Regions from separate parts of the Mus musculus genome. Here region 2 is linked to region 1. A link is a contact called in ENCODE POLR2A ChIA-PET data. All regions are on one chromosome and are shown on one strand. The core of a region is the stretch at or near the end of the contact, and the rest is flanking DNA. Distances in the headings are between cores, read along the strand shown.

Region 1 (2,765 bases), core at 36-2,535:
AAAATAGAAATATGGGAATGGAGAGACGGCTCGGCAGTTAAAAGCATTTGTTGCTCTTCCAGAAGACCCAAGGCTTGGTTCCCAGCAACCGCATGGCGGTTCTCAACCATTTGTAACCCCAGTTCCACGGGACTTGACTCATTTTTCTGACTTCCTTAGGCACAGGTACATGTAGGCAAAAAAAAAAAAAAAAAAAAAAAAAAAAAATCATAGGCATAAAAATTAAATATTTAAAAATAAAAAGAAATAAAGATAATTCCCTCCTTGAATAGAGCCAGGGGCTCAAGAACTCTGGTCTCAACTGCTGTCTTCAAGGTTGGCCTAGGCCAGAGCTCACACAGCAGAATCCTTCTGGCCAACAGACACTCCTGTAGGTGGACAAGGAGAGGATATGGAGAAGGCTACAGGATCAGTCATTTGACCAAAGGACCATCTGGAGACATGGCTGTAAACCCAGTGTGTGGGCCAATGTCTTCTGTCAACCAGAAGCAAAAACCTCTTCAAAAAAGGAGAATTTTTTATTTTGAAGAAAAATAAGAACTTGTCCTAAGTACGTTGTCACAAATCACAGATTGGCCTAAGGCAAATATGGTTTTTTGTTTTGTTTTGTTTTGGCTTGCTTATACAAATGAGCTCGGTTGGTACATTTTGTTTTACCAGTTTAGAATTTTAGGAATACAAATGGATGAAGAGGGTTCCTGGTCATTGGCTTGAGATTAGGCTGGGCAGGAACTGACCTCTGAGGGAGGAAGAAAAGACCAGCTTAGTCAACCAGGCAACACCTTAGGGTGAGGTCTGTGGGAGATAAGTCAGATCACCAGGACACTAGGACACAGTGCTTCAAATATTCCTATGCTCTACTAAGTCGCTTACTAATAAATGATTAAACGGAGCTTTTGGGTTTGTTTGTTTGTTTTTCTCACACAAAAATTCCATGGCCTTTGGGCTCACAATCAAAGAGAATTTGGTGCTACCAGAAGTTAACTTATCCTACGTAGCCAACCGACAGAGTTCACCCCATTTTCTTATCAACTTGCAACACTGGGCCCCTGAGGAGAACTAGTTGGAAGCAAATTCAGAACCGGAAAATCCAGGCAGCCCAGAGGGGCAACAAGTCCTAGCTCAACCAGGCGCGCCCTCCACAAAGCCTGGCCAGATTCCCGCTGAGTCCTGGGTGGGGGTGGGGGGAACCAGGGAGGGTCTGGCGTGAAGCCAGGCCCCGCCCCGCTCAAGGCCCCGCCCCTCCGGGCCCCCGCCCTGCGCCCGCGCCCCAGCTGCGAGGCCGGAAACCGCGCTGCACTGAGCCGCTGCTGCTGTCGCGCAGTCCGCTCCTCCGCTGCAGAGTCGTGCCCTGAGCTCGGCCGACAAGGCTGCCTTCGCAGCCGGGATCCTGCCAGCCGCGACCCCAGCCTTCGCCGTCGCCGCCTAGGGCGCCCCAGGCCGCACCATGGTGAAGGTGACGTTCAACTCGGCGCTGGCCCAGAAGGAGGCCAAGAAGGACGAGCCCAAGAGCAGCGAGGAGGCGCTCATCGTCCCTCCGGATGCCGTGGCGGTGGATTGCAAGGTCCTGGCTGGGGTCGCGGGCGGGGTCCCGGCGGCGGGGACGGTTTCCCGGACGGTCCTCCGCTCCCGGGTACCGTGGTGTGTGTGTGTGCAGCGAGCGGGGCGGGGTCCTGGCCCTGGCGACCCCCGAGGGGACAGTTGCACAGGTGTACGAGGTCCCGCGGCTTTGCACTTGGCTTGGTAGCCCGGGAACCTGCAGCGACAGGCACCGCCACCACCGAGTTTGGCACTTTTTTTCCAGTATAAATACTGTGCCTAAAATGGCTGACATCATAACAAGCCTAAACCTCTGTTGTTTCCTACTTTCGTTTCTAGGCTGAACAGCACTTGGACTAAGTCCAGCAACTGTAAGCATCTTCATTTTTTAAAAGCCCTTTTCTTTTACAAACTCCCTTGCCTACAAATGGCCTTCGGTGTTGGCAGGTGAACACCTTGGGGTCTGGAGAGAGAAGACAACAGTATACTGGGAGTAGTTTCTGGCTGGTGATTTTATTATTGTAACAAATATTCCAGGTGAAAGTAATTGCTATTGTGGCTGTTCCCATGTAACCCAACAGTTGACTTTTATCAGCCTCTTTGTGGGTACTTCTGAATAAGTGAAACTGGAACCAAAACATAGGAATTTGCTCCCATCCCTACAAAATAGGTAACCTTTGTGTTACCACATCCCCGGTTAGCACTGAGTGATGCTGTCACTGGATTCAATTTTTAAAAGTGATGTACAGTAATATTCTTTTAAATATAAATATAATTTTTGCCTAAGTTTTCTTTTTGCCTTTTTAGGGCTTCTGACATTTGATACCTATGAATACTAACAGCGGGTGCTGCTTCGTTTTTCACTAACACTTTTTAATACCTATTGTCACTTGGGTAATTTTAGTTTTGACTTAAAATCAGTCGTTTGTGTCCATGGTACAAGTAGTAAGGAGAGTTTTTGTTTTTGTTTGTTTGTTTTTTAATGATCTAATGAAAATTACTGTAAAGAAACAGGCCACTAATACCCTATAAAATTTTTGGATATATAATAGCAGTCTGGGCTGTTTGGACATGTTTTCTGGAAACGTTCCAGCTAAAAGCAAACATCATGTTGATTTTTTTAAATGACTGTCTTCCCCTGAGATGAGAGAGCTGATTCCCTAAAAGGATTAAGGGTTCTGGTTTTAGTATTGTTTTCCTGAACCTAGTACAAACACTCTTGGTCT
Region 2 (3,022 bases), core at 359-2,858, 140 kb before region 1:
GAGAGCTCTGCATTTTGCTCTAATTACAGTCAAGAGATATTGTTTTCCAGTAAGTTAGGAGGGGGTGGGTCTATATTTAATTTTTTGAGAAACCACCACACTTATTTCCATAATGTCTGTGTTAGTTTGCTCCCCTCAACACTGAATAAGGGTTCTTCTCTCTCCACAACTTTTCCAACATTTGTTGTCAGATCTCTTGATGATAGCCATTCTGACTGGGGTAAGATGGTATCTTGCCCAGAGTTTCTATTCCTGCACAAACAGCATGGCCAAGAAGCAAGTTGGGGAGGAAAGGGTTTATTCAGCTTACACTTCCAAATTGCTGTTCATCACTACAGGAAGTCAGGACAGGAACTCAAGCAGGTCAGGAAGCAGGAGCTGATGCAGAGGCCATGGAGGGATCTTTCTTACTGGCTTGCTCAAGTTGCTTTCTTATAGAACCCAAGACTACCAGCCCAGAGATGACACCACCCATGGTGGGCCCTCATGCCTTGATCACCAACTGAGAAAATGCCCCACAGCTGGATCTCATGGAGTCACTTCCCCAACTGAAGCTCCTTTCTCTGTGATAACTCCAGCCTGTGTCAAGTTGACACCCAAAACCAGCCAGTACAGATGGCATCTCAATTCCTCAATGGAGATAGTCAACACTTTTAAAAATAGTTATTATTTTTGTTTCTCGTTTTAAACTGTCTATTCATTTGCACATTCGTTGATTGGCAAAACTTAGGACTTTGCTAAGCATACCTAATGGATACTGAAACTTTCTAATGGATTACTATGGTAGTTTAAATATGCTTGGCCCAGGGAGGTGTGTCCTTGTTGGAGTGGTTGTGGCCTTTTTGGAGGAAGTGTGTCGCTGTGGGAGATGGGCTTTGAGATACTTCTCCCAGTTGCTGTTTGAATCTTTTCCTGTTTGAATTTAGAACAAGATATACAACTCTTACCTCCTCCAGTGCCACGACTGCCTGGATGCTGCCATGCTTCCTGCATTGATTATAATGGACTGAACCTCTGGACCTACAAGCAAGCACCAATTAAATGTTGTCCTTTATAAGAGTTGCCTTGGTCATAATGTCTCTTCACAGCAACGGAAACCCTCACTAAGACAATTACTTAGGATACAAATTAAGTATACACTCAGATATATGTGTGGAAATATAAAAACTAACATTTCAAAGAGTTAAAGCTGTCTCTGGAAGCAGGGCTAAAAGGGATAGTGTCTGTCCTTGGGCAGTTTTGTACTATTGGGTTTCTAAAATTATGCACACATTAGTAGAAATAAAGTAATACTTTTAAAGTAAACCCACCCGTCCAAAGATTTAAGATGTCAATCTTGTTACAGCTGATTTCCCCAAGTTTTTCTTTTCATATTTCAGTTTTAGTTGATGTATATTTTTATCTACTATAATTTGTTTTTCTCTAAAATATGAATTTATCCTAAAGAAACTTAATTAGTCTCATTTACTTCCCCAAATCATCTTTCAGTACTCTTATGTTAGTTATTTATATGGTTGTTTCTGCATGATCTATGCACCAGGCGACAGGTGATTCGTGAGACACAACACTCAGCGAGCAATCAGCGAGGCTCCTGCCGGTTCCCGTACAGCTTCAACGTCACTTCCGGGGTCAGCCAAATGCTATGGCCGCTAACGCAGAGCCGAGGCGGCGGCCAGGAGTTGGGGTCGGCGTGGTGGTGCTGAGCTGCGAGCATCCTCGCTGCGTCCTTCTGGGGAAAAGGAAAGGATCGTTTGGAGCCGGCAGTTTCCAGCTTCCTGGGGGCCATTTGGAATTCGGGTGAGCAGGACGACCTCCGGGAAGCGGAAGCTTCGGGAATATCACTAGTCCGCACGCCATTCTCGGTCCGTGTGACGCGCTTCAGTGCGCAGTTGAGTTCCGCGAGCTCTCTACGGCCCCGGTGTCCTCCGGGATCCAGCCAGGAGGGGGTGCTGTGCCAGTACCCGGGCCCCGTTAGTCCTCGCTCTGCCCTCTCCTGGCTGCAAGTGGAAGTCGTTTGTATTTCTTAGTGTTTACAGAGAAAGTGGATGTTAACTGGGACTTTTCCTTTTGCCCCATGAGATTTAAATATATCAGAGTTTTGTGAGGCTGGCCCCGCCGCTTCTGCGATGTGGATGTGTCAGTCCCACAAAGGGGGAAGGGTAGCTAAGTCAGTTTCTGTGCAATCGTGAAGAAACCCTGGCTCTGCTCAAAAATGTGTTCTAATCCGAGAGTGTGCCTTAAAATACAATAAAAGTATCTAAGACATCCAGATTCGGTGTGATTTCCTTTAGTCTTGTATAGTAATATAAAATAATGTAGTGTTATAAAACACTTGGAAGGTAAAGCTTCAAGCCTTCCTACGCCTTATCTAACAAGCACCATACTTGATTCTGTAGACAATTTCAAAGGAAATCTGAGACTTCCTATTATGTAATTATCTGGGTCACTATTATCTAATAGGCTTATTTAGTTATAAGAGACCGAGATCTGCCTGCCTCAGTTTTCTGAGTGTTGGGATTATGGCGTGATGGATTCACTGGATGGAGGAGCCTCTCACTGGCTCTCCATGACAGGGAAACATTACCAGGCTGACAACTTCCTTCCTCTTGATGGTAACCTGTACTTTCCTATGTGGCCTGGAAGTACAAGTGTTGCATGCCCCTTAATGCTAATCATCTCTTTCTCTGTTGCCTAATTGCCTCAATTTTTAGGCTTAAACTGGAATTTTGAAGCATAAGGAAGGCATTTAATGCACTTTCAAAACACAACCCGAAAGGAACATTAATTAATGTTTCTTTTTTTCCTGGGTACAGTTGACTCAGAAGCCTGGGTTTTGTTGTTGTTGGGTTGTTTTTTATTGTTGTTTGTTTGTTTGGTTGGTTGGTTTTGTTTTGGGTTTTGGGGAGTGGTTTTTGTTGGGTTTTGTTTTTGTTTTTAGAAATAGGGTTTCTCTGTACAGTCTTGGATGTCCTGGAATTCCCTCTGTAGACCAATCTGGCCTCAAACTCACAGAGGTTCACCA

What was found. ChIA-PET counts read pairs that join two places held with the same protein, here RNA polymerase II (POLR2A).
Region 2: POLR2A ChIA-PET joins it to region 1 with 10 read pairs in Patski. The contact joins the promoter of Nudt15 here to the promoter of Itm2b in region 1. POLR2A ChIA-PET finds 5 or more read pairs at or near these places in 3 of 5 experiments (Patski and embryonic stem cell).

Annotation. Positions count from the first base shown.
Region 1 is chr14:73,383,809-73,386,573 of GRCm38, reverse strand. Itm2b (integral membrane protein 2B) reads left to right here and starts at 1,285. Exons shown (of 6, transcript NM_008410.3): 1 at 1,285-1,564. The coding sequence starts at 1,448.
Region 2 is chr14:73,523,835-73,526,856 of GRCm38, reverse strand. Nudt15 (nudix (nucleoside diphosphate linked moiety X)-type motif 15) reads left to right here and starts at 1,608. Exons shown (of 3, transcript NM_001360484.1): 1 at 1,608-1,797. The coding sequence starts at 1,643. It overlaps Gm41209 (a long non-coding RNA gene), which reads right to left and starts at 1,555. Exons shown (of 3, transcript XR_874819.2): 1 at 1,311-1,555; 2 at 948-1,020.